Linked DNA regions of Homo sapiens: region 2 is linked to region 1. A link is a loop called in an ENCODE intact Hi-C map of the cell type or tissue named here. Cell type or tissue: HCT116. All regions are shown on one strand. Each heading gives the region's core, and the rest is flanking DNA. Links, peaks and the distances in the headings are about the cores only.

Region 1 (10,403 bases), core at 773-8,772:
TCAGGTGGCCATACACACTGTGTGCAGAGGGCAAGGCTGCACACAGAGACATTTCCCTGGCAGATGAAGGCAGCCTCAGGGATGGAAGCTGAGGCTCACATTGTTCCATGTCACTACTGCTAATCTCTCTGCACTATTTCCCAAAATCCCAACCTAGGAAACAAGAATAGAAAGGCTGGAGATGAGAGACTCATTGTTTAGCTCTGATTCTGCTGCTAAATATCAATGAAGCCCTCTAGAAGTCACTTTACTTCTCTGTGCCTTTGTTTATTTACCTGTAGCTGAGGAAACCATCTCTGTAATCACTTAGAGCTCAAACTGTCAATGATTCTAAACAACAATGATGCAACTCAATGACTCCCAACTCTGAGTAATTGCCACTTTGATTTTAGTGTCCATCAACAGAGATGAAGGGTTGTGATGTAAGTAACAATCACTCCATTTTACCATTCTGTGCTGTCACTGGTCCACTATATTTAGCCCCCAGTATTATTTAAGTTTCTGCTACAATAATGCTATGTAAACAAACCCCAAACGTCAGAGACTTATACATGTTTATTTCACTTTCAGGTCTGTAGGTAGCTGCAGTTCAATTGACCTCATGTGGGCTCAGCTGCCCTTCAGCCTTTGAGTCAAGTTCATTATTCTCCATGTTTGTATTCTAGGACATGGGCTGAAGGTACAATCCAGGTTATTCTCTCTTCATGGCCAAGGGAAGGAGTTCTGAGGGAGCTGGCATAGGCTCACCATGCTTCCCAAGGCCTTAGCTTGGGACTGGCTCCCAGTTACTTCTGCCCACATTCCCTTGGCAAAAAAGTCACATGACTAAGCCCAAAGTCAAAAGGACAGGGAACTACAGCCCATCAGTGGGGAAGAGAAGCCATAGCAAGAACGGGAGAGAAGGAATCCTCATAGGCGTACACACTCACACACACACACACACAAGGCATAATCATAAAGCAAACTAAGGAGCCACCTAATATCCTTGTGGGCTTTGGTAACTTATATAGACACAAAATGGGGATATAGCTGGGAACGCTGGCTAACTCAAATGTGAGAATCAGATTATTTCTGGACATGCCTGGTCCAGCTATCTGTGGACTCACTAGAAGCCTTCCCCAGAAGGATATGAGGAGCCTTCTAAGACAGAAATCACTCTAAGTGAAGACAAAACAAGGCTTGGTGAGGTTAACCCAGTGACAGCATCTCAGTTATTAAGCAGAAGAAGGGATTTTGAGTTTACTATGCTCTCGGTGACTCGATCTCTGTGACTTGGATTTGCCTCCTGAAGCAGCTCCCATTGGCCTCCCATCTAAGCATCCCTTTCCAACTACACCGTGGCCACCATGCAAGTTGGTGCTGTGAAGACACAGGTGCCTCAGGCACCACAGCTGGCCAGCCTCTGCAAAGCAGCAGCAGCAGCAGCAGAAGCCTCAGCAAGAGCAGAGGAACAGCAGGAGTGGACTCGTTGTGAGTCCATGTCTACACTCAAAGACGGGGCACCTTACAAGGCTGAAAGGTAACCCCATCTGTAACCCATGGGCTGGTGAGACCTGACATGGAATTTATTTTAAGGTCCACTCAGAATTACTGTGGATGTAAAGCACAATGTATATCTATGTAAAGACTGATTACTATCCCAGGGGCTAGGCCCAAATGACATTTGTGGGACAATGGCAGTGACACTGACAAAGGATGGATGTAGACCACAGGTTTGGGAGCCACCTGTGAACTGTGATCAGCCAGCAGGACTCCACAGCCTGCTTCAGAGCCATTGGAAGGATATTCTGGAGGTAAAGCAACTCACTCTTACACTCAAATATTTCCTGAATGCCTCCCATGACCCAGGAGCTAGATTGGACAATGAGAACTAAGCCTTAGTAGAGCTATCCAGAGATGCTGATTTCCTTGATGCCACTGGGGAATTTGGAAATAAAAGTACCTGGAACATGCCCTTTAAGCCTCTGCCATGGATACCAAGTTTCAAAAGTAGCTGGAAGGAAAGTCAGGCAGCATCAGAATGACGCTGGGCACCCTACCCAGGAGGTGCCTTAGACAGTAGGACAGGCAATGGGAGAGCCTAGTCAACCCAGTGTGAAAACCCTTTAGGCCATGAGGGATCTGTCAGTTCAGTGAGATTGCAGACCAGAGGGTGAGCCTAGAACATTAGTAGGTAAAGCAAGGAACAGAAAGAGGTAATTGCCCAAAGATAACTTTTCTTGTTTCAACCTTTTTTGGGATTATGGTAAAACCTGAGAGGGTGGAATCAAGATTTAGTCACACACTAGCTGTGAAACTTTGGAGACAGATGTCACTTAGCCCCTCTGAGGCCTTGTCTTAATTTAGATTCTAGGCATAGTCCACACAAGGACCTTGCTGCCATTTTCCATATGCTACAAGGTTGCATCTGACCCCTTGTGAGGGTCAGCTGGATCCAAGTTTGTTGGAGAACCTGATACTGGATTCAGGTTCTCAGCACAGGGTAGGGCCTGAGGCTGGTTTTTTCCCCAGCAACAGCTGCCGGTGAGGAAGTAGAACCTTCTTTCCAGTTGCCCTATGGAAGTTCTGAGTGCCTTCTGGGGAGGAGTCAGGGCCCCTGCTCACCTGACAGCTTGCTTTTCTCAGCCTTCTTTGCATCTGTGTAGATGGGAGGGAAACAGTTACAGGACTGACCAGCTACAGACAAGGCCTCCTGCCTCTGGGACTCAGTTGGGAAGAGATTGGGACAGGAAAGCCCTGGGGCCAAGTCCCCCAGGATGCTATTCTCCTCTCTAAAAACCAGCACATCTCTCCCCACAGAGCCCAGTGCTTGGTGACTGTCCCCAGATCTCAAGGATTCCAGGTCAATTTGAGAATTGCCCCACCTACTGGGAATACAGCCATTAGCATCATCCATAGTCTCTAAACAGCTGTGCTTAGAACTGTGTTCTCAAACTTCTAAGACTCCATGCCCTTTGAGAAAATAATCAACAAATACTTTTGAACACCTGCCATGTGCCAAGTACTGTTCTAGGTGCTAGAAATACACTACAAAAAGAAACGTTCCTTCCAGAGATTACATGGGTATTGATGAAGTAAACAAAAAATAGTAAAATTAGAACTATAAAGTAACTAATCTATTTTATTTGAACGTAACAAGTGCTTTGAGAAGAAAGCAGTGGAGAGGGATAAGAAGGCTAGGGGTGGGGGTGCATACCCTCAAATCTTGAAGAGGTGGTGTGGGAAGGCCTCCCTAGAAGGTGATATTTAAGCAAAGACTAAAAGGAAAAGAGGGAGAAAAATCATGTGAACAGTGAGAGAAGTGCATTTTGGGCAAAGAAAAGAGCAAATGCAAAGGCCCTGAAGCAGCAGCTCGCCTGGTGTGGACAACATGCAAAGTACCCACTGCCCACACCCTCTTCAAGGAAGAGCTCCCTGCCTAGTCACTGGAGCGGTGACTTAAACCAGGAGGGTGTCTAATTTACCTCAGATAGTCTCACAACGGCAGGTCCTACTAAAGGCAAAAAAAAAAAAAAAAAAAGAAAAAAGAAAATTCAAACTGACCTGGCGGTTTAACATTAAAATGCTTGCAGGGAGCGAATGTTCCAAGAAATAGGGTCAGCTGCCAATGGCTCACTAGCACCCAAGCACTCAGCTCACAGCCCACCTGCACGCAAGCATCTTGTCTGCAAGCATTCAGCCTAAGCAGCCCTACGTCATACGTAGCCCTTGCCTCTTTGCAGACAGCCTTCCCTCTGCTGTATTGCCCATTGCTCCCTTGCAACGTATCTCTCCTTTTCTCTAAATAAATCTGCCTTTCTAAATTCAATATTGTCTTGATTGATTCCTTTATCACCACGCGCTGGCCTCACACAGCCATTAACCACGACAAGTTGCATCCCCAGAGATATTTAACCCGAGGAAAAATCGGCCACAAGGTAGCGCCACATTACAGAGAGGGAACAGATGGATTTATCTTGCACGTGGTCCCCAGAATTGCTCAGAGGCTAGCTGCAGATGCTCACCAGGTCATTTTATTAGCCTTCTAATAACACAGTTCTACATTTTATACTAACGAAGTTTGGGGCCCAATTTATTGCCTAATTTGGGATTTTAAATGTTAAACCACTGAGACTAGAAAAGATCCCTAAGGAGGCAGATATTGCTAAAGGAAAGAGAAGGGCCTTCAGCACATGCTAATATTTGAGCAGGGTTTCTTGATCTTGGCACCATGGATATTTTGAGCTGAATAATTCTGTGTTATGGGGACTGTCCTGGGCATTAACAGCATCTCTAGCCTCTCCCCACTAGATGGCAGTAGCAACACCCTCAAACACAACCATAGACCTCTCCAGATATTGCCAAATGTCCCCTGGGGAGCAAAATCACCCCGTAGTGGAGAAGCAATCATTCAGGGGACAGAGGACGCAGCAAAATCAGAAAGGAGACCAAAGACAGCGGCTAGAGGGGAGGAAACCAGGAGAGTGCGTATAGTGGAGCCAATGGCGGAAAGGTCCCAAGGAAGAGTGACCAATTGCATCCAACAGTGAGTGCCTAAAGGTAGGATGGCTGTATATCTGCTTTCCTAAGACGGCCCCAATTTATGCCTCTTGTCCAGGTACAACCATTTCTTAGGAGTGTTGCCGTTTGGATCATTTATGTGCTCACATGACTCAAAAGTCAAATAAGAGGAGAGCAGAGACAGCAGTGGGTTTGGCCACGTGCAGGCTGGTGATGACCTCAGCAAGGGAAGTTTAGGTGCAGTGGCGGAGACTACAGCCACTTTGGTAAGTGTACTTTGGGGGCAAGTTTAAAATAGAACAGGAGAAATTACAGAAAGGGGGGTCTCTATAACACTTCCTATGGGTTTTGCTATAATTAAGGATAGAGCAACGTGAGAAAGAGATGGAGAGGGTGGTGGAGATGGGAGGAACAGCTGCATGCTTTGTGCCAGTATAACTGGTCTGCTGAAGAGGAACCATGATGTTGCCGGAGCATGAGAGGACTTGCTAGAGGCACGTCCTGAGCAGGTGAGAGGGTACGATACGAGTGCATAAGTAAAAAGGACTTGGATGGAGTATAGTCAGCCCACCCCAAGTGACAGCAGGAAAGGCCTAGATTGGGGGGTGCCATGCTGGCAGATGGGCAGAGTGGTGGCAGTGGGTGGGATTTGTTTATGTTTGCCTCTGTGTTTCAAGTGAAATAGGAAACAAAGTCATCAGTTGAAAGTGACGTGGAGGTGTTGGAGGTTTGCAGAGAGAGAAGAATGTGTGAGATACTCACCTAGGAACCCAGGAGACTGAAGGAACTAAGGAAAACATATAATGTGTTGCCAGGCAGCACTGAGGCATATGCAAGGCTGGAGGTTGGAAACGTATATTGACATACAGGGCCCTGTGCATGTGTGGATTTTTCCAACCTCCATCAGCCATGCGTGTGCGGGTGCTGGCACAGAGCAGGGGTAAGGCTGGACTCAACCAGGGCTGTGGTTTTGCCACATAAGGGTGATGAAGTAAAAGGGGCAGAAGTATTGACAGTGGCTGCAAGGGAGTGATTCCAACAGGCCTTGGAATTTCATCTGGGTAATAAAGGAATGAGAACCCTAGTGGGGCGAAGAATGGTGAAAAGGTAGATGACTTAATGGATTGCATGGATCAAAGGATTTTTTGACTCAGGGGATAAGAATGAAGAAGTTGGAATGTGAGGTCACAGATTAGGATATTAGAAACTAGAATTAAGGAGGGGCTGGAGTTACTGGTAATGATCTGGCAGTAAGTGGCTAAGCTGGGGGATCATCACAAGGTTATTGGAGGGAAGAAAATTAAAGACCTGAGAGGCCGCCCTGTTAAAAAGAATGTCTATGTGTGTATTGAACCATCAAGGATTGGGACAGGGTTCTGTTGCAGCAAAGTGACAGTCACCATCCAAGAAATGAAGGGGAGGGACAGGAAGATGGTGAATGACTGCCATTAAGAGGACACACTAGAGGGCGGCGGGAGTTGGAGCTACAGCAGTGAATTGGAGGAGGAAGAATGATCTGGAAGCATCGAGGAGGACCTTACTCCATCCCTGGGCCCTGTGACATAAGGGTTAAGGGAGGAAAAAAGACAGCCACCCCTGGAAAGGACTGAGATAAAGCAGTATTCTCAGGCAGAGCCAGGTTTCAGTAAGAGCAGGAGGGTGAAGGGAAGGGTTAAAGAGGTGCAGAAACATGCTGAGGATGAACCAAGCATTCCAGAGACACCCTGAAAGAGCCCCTGGAGGTGGAGAGGAGTGGATGGAATTGGAGCAGAAGATGCAAAAAGCCATATCAAAATTACAGTGCAAGAGATGACGATGGCCTGGGTGATTGATGCAAACAAGGATAAAGAAAATAATCAATTTTGTCCCCATTTTCAAAGACAGATAGCAGCAGCAAGAGTGTAAGTCTGAGGAAAGTCATATTCCTTCCTCCTACAACATAGCACACACACTTACAAAAACAATACACAGACTCCTGGCCAATGGACTTCAAAACTGAGGAGGATCATTAAATTTAAATGTTCACCGCTGCATGAAATCTCCCTGGGTCCTGCCCTCCCTTCCCCACCCTCCTCCACTTGGGCCGGGGCACAGCAGTGATTCTCTCACCTCTCAGAGTGAGCCAGTGTTGGCTGCATTGAAGGCTCCAGATATGCAAACAGGGCAGATATTCCTGGACCAGGGTGCACAGAGTGAGGCTCCAACGCACCCTATTAACTGCATGAAGGATGAATGAGCCTCTGGTATGGGCTGGGACAGAGAAGAGGATTCAAGGGGCCCAGGAGGGTTTGGGTGGAACCTACCAGGAGCGGCAGTACAGACTCCTTGGGAAGGTGGCCAGGATTTAGCCACATTCACCAATAGGATAATCTGGAGAATTTCCTAGCTTGAGTTTCTGGGAGAAAGCAGATTTCTGGATTATCTGGTGACAGGTAACAGGGCCGAGTTCATCCACAGCCACCTGCAGTGTTAGCACCTTAAGCTGAGTTCCTTGCACCAGGATGCTGTCACGCCCAGTCAGTGTGAGACGGTTCTTGGCTGAAGGACTGAAAAGCTTGGGTAAGTGACTTCACCTAAGCCTCTATCTCTTGCTCCCGTAAGTCAGGGCTCATTGTGGCTCCTTGCAGGCTTGACTTCAGGGTTAACAGAGAAAATGAAGGTACAAGTGCCTTGTGAACTCTGAAACTCCAAACCAGTCATTCTCAAAGTGCCGTCCACCAGTCTAGCACATCAGCATCACTGGAAGCTTGTTTGAAATGTAAATTATCAGGTCCTCCAGAGCTATGTATGAATTAGAAACTCTGGGAATGGGGCCCTGCAATCTATTTCAACAGGTCCTCCAGGTGATTCTGATGCAAGTTAAAGCCTGAGAAACTCTGTCCTATACAAATGGATGTCAACTCAAGCTGCTCTTCAGAATCACCTATAGCACTTGTTCACCCGAATCCCTGAGAATGGAGCTTCAGGACTGCTATTTCTCAAAGTTTGCCTGGTGATCCTGAGATGGGGTTTGGGGGACAGAGATCCAAGGTGCTACCAGGTGTGAGGAATTGTTAGAAGGCAAACCTGGCTGTCATCTAGGGTGCTTAAAGGGTACAGATCCTAGGATTCTGCCTCTTACAGCTGAATCAGACTTTCCTAGAATGGGATTGCTGTCCAATGGCATGCCTCCTGGGTGACTCTGATGTATAGCCTGGGCTGGGAACCACCAGAGGATTATCTTCCATTGACCAAGCTGACAAACTCGCTTAAGGCTCTGAGTTTCACACTTGATTTTCTAGCCCCTGTCCTTCCATGGATCACCTGCCCCCTTCCCTCCTAATCAGGAGCACAGTCAGTGGATGCACTAATGTGGCCTCTCCTTGGCTGCAGGGAACAGGTGGAAATGTGGCCATAGGTGTGCAGGGCTGCCTGCCATGTATTAATAGCTACAGATTTGAAAGATCCAAGGACAAGAGACTAGAAAAAAATTTAAAACAGCCAAGCATTGGCCCAGTAATGGCATTTCAGAAATCCACCAAAATATTAAGATGCTTTTTGAAAAATATCCAGAGCACTCATGTAAAAGTGCTTAATTATTAATAAAAGCTGACATGTGTTGGGTACTTCCTGTGGGTCTGGCACTAGGCTAATTATGTTTTTAGGAGTTGACTCAAATGCTCCCTGTCATAATTATGTGAAGAGATATAATTATTAGCTCCATGGTACAGATTAAGGAGAGGTTACATAAATAAAAAGGAATGATACTCAAATTAGTAACCAGAGCCCATGCTCTTAAACACTATGCTATTATTTGTGGACTCTTACATAGGTGGCAAAAGTCAAAGGCTAGATTGACTTCTGTCCACTTCCAGCCAAGATGAAGTACAAGATTCAGATACACCCTTCCGCATTAAACAACTTAGGAATCAGACAAAATATACAAAGCATTGTTTGTTACACATTGGATAACAGACAGCACTAGATAGTCGTGTCTGAGAAAAGCGGTGAAATGAGCTGAGTCTTAGAATTGCCCCAGTTTACTAAGGGGCATAGTAAGGGCATAGCTGCAGCACAAAGAAGCAGAACCCAACAGAGACTGGCGTTCACCTGAGTTGAGAAAACCAAGTTGAAAATTTAGGAACACTAACACAGATATGTAGGCAAGAGTATCAGAGAGGAGACAGTTGTAGGGAAAAAGAGAGCTTTACAGAGAGACAGCGAGAGCTCCAGAGACCCGCAGAAGATTGCCCTGACGTCACTAGCTGAGTACCGATCAGTGCATACATGTAAGGATATTACTCAATATGTGGAAAAGAACAGAAGGAATGATGTCCAAAGCTCACCCAAAGACAGGAATCATTTATGTTTCCACCAGCCAGAGTGGAACAACCTTGTAACGCATATGGAGTACTCAAACGAATATTTCCTCAATAATAAGTTCAAATTAACTGAGACTAAAGCCTGCCCGCTTTGTCTGGACATGCCTAACAAAGCTTTGAGGGAAGCCTCAAAAGAATGAAACCGTGTCCAAGTAATTTAACTGTGTCCCAGAAAAAAATTCAAGAACATTTAAATAAATATTAAAATATGATCAAACCCAGCAAGGTTAAATTCAAAATGTCTGGCATCCATTAAAAAATTACCAGCCTTGAAAATTGGCGGGAAAATATTATTCATAATGAAAAGAAAAAGCAATCAACAGAAACAGGCCTAGAAAGTATACATATGATAAAATTAGCAGACATTAAATGGTTATGATTAATTTATTTTATATGTTAAAGAAGGTAGAGAAGAGCATAAGCACATTAAAGAGAGACAGGAAAGTCCCAGTACTCACACAGGGCCAGGAGCAGTTTTCACCAGTCAGGTGGGAAAACTTCATATTTCATGGAGCATTGGTAGAGTACACAGTGTCTTGCCTTAGTAGAGGGATAAATGCTGTTCTGTTCCCGCCTAACCCATCTTGAAAGAAAATCTGAAAGGATCAAACTGTATTCAAGTAACCTAATCACATCCCAGCACACAGCTCGACTAGTTATAAAAACACAAAATATTAATATCTAGAAACACAAAAATAATATCTAGCACCCAACAAGGTAAAATTCACAATGTCTAGCATTCAATTGAAATTTTCTAGGCCATCAAAGAAGCAGTAAAATATGACCTATAAGGCCGGGCACATTGGCTCATGCCTGTAATCCCAGCACTCTGGGAGGCCAAGGTGGGTGGCTCACCCGGAGGTCAGGAGTTCAAGACCAGCCTGGTCAACATGGTGAGACCTCATCTCTACTAAAAATATAAAAATTAGCCCAGCATGGTGGTGGGCGCCTGTAATCCCAGCTACTCAGGAGGTTGAGGCAGGAGAATTGCTTGAACCTGGGAGAAGGAGACCGCAGTGAGCCAAGATCGCACCATTGCACTTCAGCCTGGGCAACAAGAGCAAAACTCCATCTCAAAAAAATACATATATATATATGACCCATAAAAAGGAGATAAATCAACACTTCAGAACTGACCCAAACTTGCAAAGATACTATAATTAACAGAAAAGGACAGTTTACTAAGTACTCCGTATGTTCAACAAGTGAAAGATTAAACATATTAAGTAGAGATGTAGAAGATATAAGAAGATCCAAAATGAACTTTTAGAGTTGAAAACTACAATATTTAAGATAAAAATACACTAGGTGGGATTAAAAGTAGATTACACATTGCATAAGATAAAAAAAAATGAGCCTGAATACAGCACAGTATAAACTATCTTAAACAAAAACACAGAGAGAAAAAATAACTTTAGAGACTTAGCTCTTATCCTCTATTTGTTTCTAAACAGAGGATAAGGGGCAGAAAAAATGTTTGAAGAAATCATGATTTTTAAATTTCCAACTGAGATAGGAATAGCACTGGGTAGTCACAGGAGG
Region 2 (10,403 bases), core at 1,312-9,311, 450 kb before region 1:
ATTTGGGGTTCTGTCCAGTACAATCACTTAGAGAGCGGAGGGCCCTACCAGCAGGAAGCTAGACGGGGGCTACAAATGTGTCACAAGTAAACACCAAGAACGCATGCAACTAGAGATGCATGAACCAGGTACGATGACCTGTAGGAGAGAAGTCTTCTGGGAACAGTCTTCCAAAGGACCCAAGCAAGCCCCAGGAAAAGCGTCAGTTTTGAACAACCACCAGGCATAGAATGTGCAAAACCAGATTACATCAGTGTCCATTCTGTAAGAGCTTTCTTGTTCCTTAGCATTCCTCCAACAGCAAGAGGTCAGAAATGGTGGGCCAGCTGAGATGGGAGAAGAAAAGAGAAATGGCACAAAGTGGAGAGAAGACACCGACCATACCTCCTTTCCTCTCTTTCCCACCACCGGTGGACAGCCCAAAGCACACTCCAACTGGAGGAAGGTTTGCCATTAAAGATAAGGTGGAGTTTTGATTATTATCTTGGCTAGTAAAAGTCATGGGGTCTGCCCACTATCGTATGGGAGGGGCGAGGATTACACCTACTTAATGCGCTTTGAAGAGGCATTGGGAAACCATAATAAAGATGTGGGATTTTTTTTCTTTTCTTTCTGTCTCAGAATTGGGCACATTTCTGAGATATTCTGCTGCAATTGTGTAAGATTTGTCTGCAAGCCTTAATTTTCTCATTACCTACTTTTTATAAGTCAGGCACAAATAATTGGAACTGCTTATATAGGGAAAATTGTTGAGGCTTTAAAATGTCTCAACGCCAAATGAGAAGAAAGAGAATACATATTCTTTAGTCTTAATTTGGTTCCCCAGGAGCAAACTTGAATCCTGAAACAAGAATTCAAACTCACATAGTTTATTTTGTAGGGAGGAAGGGAATGAAGAGAACACAGGTAGGGGAGAAGAGAAATAAGACAAGGAAGAGGAGAAAATTAATAAAGATAGGCTTCTCAAGCCAATTACCACAGTAGGCAACTGAAACTTAATCCCGCATGAGCACGCTAGGGGCCCATGAAAAACACATGCTTCAGGGTCCCCCGAGGGTTAAAGGAGCTGACGTATTTATACAACAACATCATCATGCACTACTGCCGGGATCCCAACAGAGCCATCCATCACTTCTTATATGGACTCCCTTTGGCTCAAAGCACTTCACCTAGTATTTACTTTTCTCTTACTATTTCCTCTTTTTTTGTGGATGACAGGAAATCACTGGCTAACCAATAATCAGATAAACAGAGCATTTGTGGAAGGAATTCCTCACTCTACATCTTCTCACGAGCATGGCTAATTTATTTCAGATCTGATAGCAATTCCACTTACTTAGAATTTGGATGTCATTCAGTACACACCAGGCCACAACTGAACTGGACAGCCCCTTTTAAATTTCAACAATACTAACATCTCTCACAATAGTTTCTAGCTCCCAGAAAACATAATTTCTATTCTGAAAGAGGATGGGATTAATTCACTTAATTTCAATTCAACAAAATGTACCTATGTATTTATGTATGCTATAGCTAAAATACCATTAGTGTGTGTAGATGATAGATAGATAAGATAGACAGATAGATAGATATTCCCTGCCTTAACAAATTTATAATCAAGAGTTGAAGTAGAAATGTATAAAAATACTATAAAACAAGGCATATTACAATTACTCAAAGCATAAATAAACAAGGTGCTATGCACCATTAAGGAGAGAGCAATAAATTCCAACCAGGTGAAAATGAAGGAAATTTCATTTCCTTCAGAAATGAAATGAATTTGAGTTATGTCTAAGTAAAGTTGGCTCCTGTCCCTAACTGCAAGCTCCCTACCTGTGGTCAAGGTCATGGCTTCAGCTGTCCGCATTTCTGTGTCCATGTTCCAGGGGATTCCTCCAGGTTCCAGGCTGTGCTTTGAATCCCCTTGACTGTAGTCAGGTGTCCCCATTGTCAGCCCTGAGGCTCTTCCCTGAATTCCCCTGCTGGCCTCTGCCCTGCTGGATCCTGCCAGCCTTTGGCTTCGGGGTCTCCCTGCTCACTGCCTCTCAGAACAACCACCTCAGTTCCTCTCTCTGAGAGGTGTGGGCAGATCCCACACTGCCCAGAGCTCTGCCCAGTTCTCTAGGTCTTCAGACTTTGACCTGGCCCAGGTTTTCCATCTGCATGTGAGGAGCAACTGGACACCGGACAGTGGTAGGCCTTGAATGACCAGAAAGTAAATGGACAGGAAGCCAGACAGACTTTGCATGGAATGTGGAAAAGTCCAGAGAAGAATTGGCTCCTTATGACATGAAGAATGAATGAGGTCCCAGCACATAACATGGTGCCTTCTTTTCTCCAGTCCCCTGGCTACTCTTCCAGCAGCATTACCATTGGTATACTTATGCGTACCTCTGTGACCCTTCAACTAATGCTTCATAAGGATCATGACTGTCAGTCTCTTCATGTACCTCAATAACTTGTGCCTCACACCCTTCTACTGATGGCCGTCCACTGCCTTTCAATTTTTCTTTCTGTACACTAGGCAAATTCTGATTCTCTAAACCTTCTATTCAACCTTCAATGCACTCTCCAAATACCTCCTCTTCTCTGAAGCCTTTTTTGCCCAGCATCCTCCAATCTTAGGCAAAACTGATTCGTCCCTTCTTCGTCCCACCAGTGTACCTTAACCATTATTTCTGTAACTGGTTTACTTGTCTATATGTCTTCTTGGGCAATGAGATTCTCCAAAGCAGAGATGTGCCTTATCATTTCCTCGTGCACCTCCTCTCTGTACTGGGCACAGTATCTGGCCCAGAGCAGTGTGGTCACCAGCCTGCCCAGGGCAGAGGAGGTTCGTAAAGAGAAAGGAGAGTTGTTCACAGTGGGGAGACTGACAGCGGGAGCACATGTGCATTCAGGTCATTAGGTAGGAAGCAGGAAGACGAAATGACAAAGTAGCCAATAGCATATCCTTTCATTGTCTTTTATTTGGACCCATTGCCAGAATCAAGAACAAAGAACCTGGAAGCTCCTGGATTTATCTCACCTGGTAGTCTGAGTGGACTCCAGTGATAGGGTGTCTTAGTCCTTTTGTGTGGCTATAAAGGAATACCTGAGGCTGGGTAATTTATTAAGAAAAGAGGTCTATTTAGCTCATGGTTCTGCGGGCTATACGGGAAGCCTGGTGCCAGCATCTATTCAGCTTCTGGTGAGGCCCTCAGGCTGTGTCCACTCATGGTAGAAGGTGAAGGAGAGCTGGTATGTGCAGAGATCACATGGAGAGAGAGGAAGCAAGAAGATGGGGAGATACCAGCTCTTTGTGACAACCAGCTCTCATGGGAACTGAGTAAGGACTCACCTCCAAGAGACAGAATTAATTTATTCAAGAGGGATCTGTCCTCATGATCCAAACACCTCCCATTAGGCCCCACCTTCAATACTGGGAATCATATTTCAACATGAGGTTTGGAGAGGACAAACACCCAAACCATAGCATATAGCCTTTGCAATTTCTTTTAATTGATTGAGCTACCCTACACCAGAATGGGTGAAAAAGGACCTTATTTTTTCTGTATATGGCTGTATTGTTTTGTTAAGAGATGAGTTCCTGCATCAGGACATCATGGGCACTAGCATTTCAAAAATAGTGGAGGCAATAACCTAAGCTCAGTGGCATGAATCCACACTTCACATTTTATTAGCAGTGTAATAATTTTCTAAAAGATTAGTATCACAGATGCTGTTTTTCTTTTGTTTTTCTTGCATCTTGCTCTTTTCTTTACTATTTATGAAATCTTCATTTATTTCTGTGCATTCAACTTACTATCTGCTCTCATTTCCTGTGATTCTGAAAAATTGCCTCTTGAATATATATAGAGCATATCTACAAGAAATCATTTCTCTTCATTTTGTTCATAAATAAGTGTTTTTACTTTACCTTTATTTTTGAAGCATATTTTCACTGGATAATGAATCCTTGGTTGAGTGCCCTCCACCCAGCATGTAAGTATGTAATCTCACTGTCTTCTTGCCTCTATTGGTCCCATAAACAGTTAATCGAGGTTTTATTACTGTTTCCCTGGTATAATGAACCAGTTTTTTTTAATACACTTGAGATTTTCTCTTTGTATGTGATTTAGCATTTGAACTATAATCTGTATAGTGATGCATGTCTTGATGTTTATCCTGGATAAGTTCCATTTTTTTGATCTTATAGACTAATGTGTTTCATTACTCTTGACACATTTTCAATATTTCTCAGGTCTCTCAGGTGTGCCATCTCCCAGAGATGCTTTCTGTGTGGTTATTCTCTGCATTTCACTCTACTGTGTTGCTGTACATTCTCCATTTATGTTATGTCTTAGGCAATTTCCAGAGCAGCCTCAGGGCCAGGCTCTGGAGTGTGGGTGCACTTGTAGTGACAGCAGCTCTGGGCCTGGGGTGGGGCTGGTCCACATGGAAATGGCTCAGGGTCTGAGTTGCCAACACAGGATGAGGTCCTGGAGCCTGGATCTGTGATGATGCAGAGTTGGGGCTGGGAGGCAACCCCTTCCCAGGCCGCACAACAGTGGCTGCTGCTTGGGAGGATGTGGAAAGAAGGTATTGATGCCAGGTCAGAGGAACCAAGAAGGTTGAGAGAGTTTCAGTGCAGGGCCATCTCCTCTTCCTCTCACCTGGGAGCTAGAGTAACAGGAGACAGAGAAGCTGAGCTGGGGCTTCCATGAATCTTTCTGGGTCCTAATTGAGTAGCTCTTCCCCTGAGGTCTGACCTAGGCATTGATATGGGCTCCGGACACCAGCGTGGCTGGGAGGAACATGCAAAGAAGCATGGGAAGGTGCGGAGCTTCCAGCTACAGAGACCACCTGCCTCCTCTTCTTTTCATTGAGAAGCCCCTGCCCAGGTGGTCAAGTCAGAAAGGCTATTGACTTAGCATGGGGGTAGACCTTCTCCTCTCTGGACTCACAATTTAATCCCTGTCCTCCTACCTCACCAATAACCTAGGCTCAGACAGATGGTGTTTAGTACAAATCTCTTGAAAGAAAAAATAAAAACCTATGGTTTCTTTTTCTCTTTCTTCCTGCAACATGCCCATTCATCTTCCTTGCTGCATGATTGCACCTGGCTGAAGTCATTGATCAGAAATTCATCTTCTATACACACTTTTCCTTCGCAGCTTAGACATCTTTTCTATGAGCCCTGAAAACGTTCCATTCTTTGGAAGAACTAGTAAAGGACATCACTTTGTTAGGCCAAGCACTGTGGGTGCATGAGTGACCACAGCTGCAAAGATAAGCAGACTCCAGGCTCAGACTCATCATTGTGTGATTCCACTCCCTGCAGACAGATGATGGTGCATCCACCTGGCCAGGAAAAATGGGGGTGGTATCTTCTCTTCTATAGAGCACTCCACTCTGCACAACACAGCCTTTCACACAGACTCAGACTCTTTTCCTTTTAACAGTTTTGAAAACCTCTGTTCACACCACTGATGGAAACAAGAATCTTATCTGGGGTTTTCTTGTTTTCCTCAGAGTTGTGAACATGTAGTGGTGAGTGAGGTTCCCCTGAACAGGCTGAGAAGCTCTTTAAATCACATTCCATTTAAAATTATTAATAACAATAGTGAAAATGTGTTTTCTTTCTTATGTATGTATCTAAGTAATGTATTCAGTTTTCTTTCTTTGCCAACAAACCTGAAATATCAATTATCTGACTCCTGATATAATCTGGTAAGTTTTGTCTTTTAAATGGAAAGTCAATAAATCTACTATTGTTATAACTTACATAGTACATATTACATGTCATTACATATTAGTATAATATAATCAATTAAGTATGATAATGTTGTATTATTATTGTATGTTTTCAGGAAATACAACCTAAAATACCACTTGAGACAAAGTATATAAGTTCTGAGAATTGTAATTTTCCTTATTTCCTAAAGACTGGGTAAGTAAAATGAATAAAAAAAAGGAAAAGGGAACATTGTCCATATAACAAGCAGTTTAATCCACTCTTTACAATCCTCCCAGACTTCTAGACATGCAGACTCCTGGGAAGAGTGCCCCACTCTGAGCACCTACTGCTTGCCAGGTACTCCCATTACACTGGGATGCAGCAATGCAAATAATAGACAATGGCCCCTGATCCCATGAAGCTCAAATTCCACTAGAGGGAGTCAGCCTATCAAGTGTAAAATCATAAGTAAATAAATTATATCATAAGTCAGAAGGCGAAAAGTGCTTCTGACAAAAGCATGGAGTAGGGTGTCCTATGAACACATACAGAGGGATCATTAAGATGGGAAGCACAGGGTTGGCTTTGGGAGTGAGGGAAGGAACCCAAGGGTCTGGGGAAAAGCCTCACCCCTGAGGGAGCAGTGAGAGTAAAGCTCCAAGGGCAGGACAGTGTGAGGCTTGTTTAGGGCAGAACTAGGAAACCCGAGAGTTGGGAGCCCGGTGAGTCTGAGGTAAGAGCCATGAAAGAGTTTTTATAATTAACAGGGAGGATTCAGGGAAAATGGGGCCAGGAAGGCATTGGAAGGAATTGGCCTTTTACTCTGATCATTCTCTTTGGCTAGGTCTCTTTGGAACAGGACCCTTGCTGGTCAACAGTTAAGCAGGTGCCTTAGAAAATCAGGCAGGTTCTCCAGGCAGAGAGCATCAGCAGCCCCAAACCTGGGCTTCCCAGACATGTCTGAGGACCACATGATTGGCAATTATACCTTCTGAAGTGGCAGATACATTCTGGATTCATGGCGAGATCCAGAGAATCCCTCTTTTTTGCATTTGCATCTTCATTCTCATGCCATCAAGACTTTTAAAGACTGTAGTTTAGACTCTCATTCCTGTTTTTAGAAGAAAAATTCTACTTGGAATTCCAAGAGTGGTGTCTCCTTTATGATATTAATTCCAACTCACACCATAACTCAGACTTCGTAGGTGTAATCATCTCTGTTCTTAATGCAATCAGGAGAGGGTTTGCCCTGTCTGTGCCGCTGGGGATGCCGTGAAGGAAAGATAGTTAAGGTATAGAGGAGGCTTCATGTCACTTTCTACAGAAACTTCAAAGTGTGGATGCAATTTGGGAAATGTTCTCAGCAGATGGAGGCACCAGGAGGAGTAGCTAGGACAGTGCAGACTCACACATCTGCTTCTCTGGGGGGTTTTTGTTATGGCTTGTAACACTGTGAATGGGGTAGTATAATCCTGTAGACAGTAATAAGTTGCAACATCTTCAGGCTGCAGGCTGCTGATGGTGAGAGTGAAATCTGTCCCAGATCCACTGCCACTGAACCGAGATGGGACCCCCGACTGCAAACTGGATGCAGCATAGATCAGGAGCGTAGGGGCTTGCCCTGGTTTCTGCTGATACCAGGATAACCCATTGCTAATGCCCTGACTTGCCCGGCAGGTGATGGTGACTCTGTCTCCTACAGACGCAGACAGGGAAGATGGAGACTGGGTCACCTGGATGTCACATCTGGCACCTGAGGTTGGAAGCATAAAAACAAACATCCACACAATCAATCACGTTATGAGAAGCCCTCCCTGAAAATCCAGCCAGTACCGAATACACTGGCTGAGTAAATTCCTAGTGTTCTCCTTCCTTACCTCGGAGCCAGAGCAGCAGGAGCCCCAGGAGCTGAGCGGGGACCCTCATTTCCATGCTGTGTCCTGGCTGGGACTGACTCCTGCACAGGGTGTGACCAGCCTATAAAAAAGTCTTCAGGGCAGGGAGGGGGCTGGGCTCTGGGAACATGCAAATCAGCAGGGGATGGGGCCCACTGGGCACAGCTGCAGGGCTGGCTCATCTCAGTAACTCAGCACAAGGACAGTGTCCTCAGGATCTCAGGTCGGACCAGGGCAACACAGATTTGTCTTTAATCTGTTTCTTGCTGGGGGTCAATTTGAAACAAAGAATATTTTTTGATAATTGTCGAAATTTGAAATACTGCTGAGTACTTGAGGGAGTAATGTATTCCATTGGCGTATGGGGATTATTTGGGAGAAATTGTTCTCTGTAGGAAACTCAAAGTAAAGTTTTTAGAGTGTGGAATCAGCAGGTCTTAAAAATACTCTGAAAGGGAGGGGGGTACTTTGTGGTATAGTTACATTTCTGTGAGTGTGTAATTGTTCCTTCTTAAAAAAAAAGGAAAAATATCAAGATAATGCTAAATATATTTGTAAGTATTCTATAATAACCTTAAACCATTCTTATTATCAGTGTAAGGTCAAGCAATTCACTGCAGGTGCACAAAGATGGTGCTATAAGTCCTTAATGTGTGTACCACTTACAGTTGCACATTTATGCAAACCTATAGACCTCAATAATGCCCAGAGATTATATGAGCTGCATCTTATTTTTGCTTTGGGGATCTCTATATTATACCTCCTTTTCTGTCATTGGGTATGTTCCCCAGGGTTTATCAGCAGGAAGCGCTGACTAGTGATGCCGGATCTGATTACTTCAAAAAAAAGTTACTTGTTTCTTCCTCCAATTATAGGAGCATGGATTAAGATAAACTTGAAATTACCTAAGGATCAATTGTCTCTAAAGTAAGAAGACCAATACCATATCCACTGAGTAATGTTCTGAGTTGCACTGCCCACCAGCCTGTCCCTGGGTGCTCTGGAGTCTGGATTTCTGGAGAACACATAAAGGAGAGAACTTGGGAAAGATCAGGACAGTGAACCCTCTCTCCTAGTGAGGGCAGCTGCTGCTCAGTGCATGTCCCTGCCTTGCACTATCAATGCCACTTTCCTCTTTCACTGTTTAGCAGTAAGAGGGGACATTCTGACCAAGATGCCAGCCTCCTGTCTGACATCCAGGAAAGAGAGTCTCCATCTCCTATCAAGCAAATGCCCACATATATGGAGAAATCACTTGGATTTGGATAAAACTGGACGCAGATTCGGACTCATTATATCTCACATCATCTCAGCCTGGTTCAGCAACAGAGGAAGTGGATCCACCTACATCAGCATCAGTGGCCTGCAGCCTGGGGTTCTGGGGAGTATTACTGATTCCTGAGTAGAAGTGGCCAAATCACTCTGGTGTAGCATCTGCACACACCCTCCTGCTGCCCATTCAGGGGCCTGAATTTTAAGGAAACTTGCTTGCGTAGGGTGAAATGTCAAAGTTTGATTTTGCCCTCTAAAGTTTGCTTAAAATGAATGGACAAAAGACACATAATAGGAGAAAAAGGCAAACAAATGTATTTAACATGCAGAGGAAAATATCAGAGGAGAGAGATTACCCAGATAACCCAGTGAGGTCCAGGTGCTTATACATCCTTTATCGGGGAGAGGGAGGTGGGGACTGTAACCAACCTAGGGAGAGTAAATGATGTAAAATAAAATAAATGGATCCTCAAAAGAATAGTTAATAGCCTGACTGGATGAAATCAACTTCCAATCTCTTTTGAATTTAACTCCTAGTGCATGTTAATATTCCCTGATAGATCAACATTCCCAGGGAGGGTTTTCTTTTTTTTTTTTTTTTTTTTTGAGACGGGGTCTCGCTGTCCCCCAGGCTGGAGTGCAGGGGTGCGATCTCGGCTCACTGCAGGCTCCGTCTCCCGGGTTCACGCCATTCTCCTGCCTCAGCCTCCTGAGTAGCTGGGACTACAGGCTCCCGCTACCTCGCCCGGCTAATTTTTTGTATTTTTAGTAAATATGGGGTTTCACTGTGTTAGCCAGGATGGTCTCGATCTCCCGACCTCGTGATCTTCCAGCCTCGGCCTCCCAAAGTGCTGGGATTACAGGCGTGAGCCACCGCGCCCGGCCATTCCCAGGGAGGGTTTTCATGACAGTTGGCTTCCTTCTGGAGTAACTGATGTAGGAAAAGAGCCTTTGTCCAATTGATGTTTTCTAAATGCTTTCAGTTTGAAATAAGCACCACACAAATGCAGCATATCCTGAGATGTTATTTCCCAGATCCCTTCTCTTGCAACTGACTTGCCAGGAAACACCATTCCAGAGGGATGCAACTCCAGGGGGAAAGTACAGGTGCTTTTTTCTGGATGGATGCATCTGTCCATGTCTGCATCCAGGCCTTTTTCTTTCACTGTGCTTCTGCTGGTTCCCCATTCCCATCTCTGCCCCTCACTGCTCTCTCTGAGAAAGGCAGCCCTGCCTGCACGCATGGCAGACCACAGGGCTTGGAATGAGCCTTCCCTCATCACTGTGTCCCCTCAAATCTATCTGCTGTTACCTTAATCCCCAAGGCAACAGAATTGAGAGACAGAGCCTAATGGGAAGTGTTTAATCATGAGGGCTCTGCCCTTATGAGTAGATATAAGCCACTATAAGCCGCTATCTTGAACATAGATTTTGATAGTCTGTGACTAATTAAATAATTTTCCTCATCTTCTCAAAAGCTTCATGTGAAAGCAGAAGACCCATGAGAAGACATCTAG

What was found. Hi-C counts contacts between places; a loop is a spot of excess contacts. Peaks named below come from ENCODE experiments on the same cell type or tissue, not always from the same donor. Only the 100,000 strongest peaks of a DNase experiment are listed, where the experiment ranks them.
Region 2: it touches region 1 in a loop (3.0-fold over the local background); 2 of 110 quality-filtered maps call a loop at or near these places.

Annotation. Positions count from the first base shown.
Region 1 is chr2:112,952,898-112,963,300 of GRCh38, reverse strand. No RefSeq gene overlaps it. Among named protein-coding and RNA genes, the nearest start is that of IL36G, 20 kb to the left of the region's middle. RefSeq lists a silencer at 4,197-4,246. In HCT116, for the core only: CTCF peaks have their summits at 2,850 (motif pointing left), 4,063 and 4,273 (motif pointing right); a DNase peak (open chromatin) is centred at 4,330.
Region 2 is chr2:113,403,644-113,414,046 of GRCh38, reverse strand. All of the region lies in intron 2 of LINC02966 (long intergenic non-protein coding RNA 2966), which reads right to left. It also overlaps LOC124907873. Among named protein-coding and RNA genes, the nearest start is that of ZNG1B, 29 kb to the left of the region's middle. RefSeq lists a silencer at 7,676-7,725. In HCT116, for the core only: a CTCF peak has its summit at 6,145 (motif pointing right); a DNase peak (open chromatin) is centred at 6,116; H3K27me3 peaks cover 779 bases.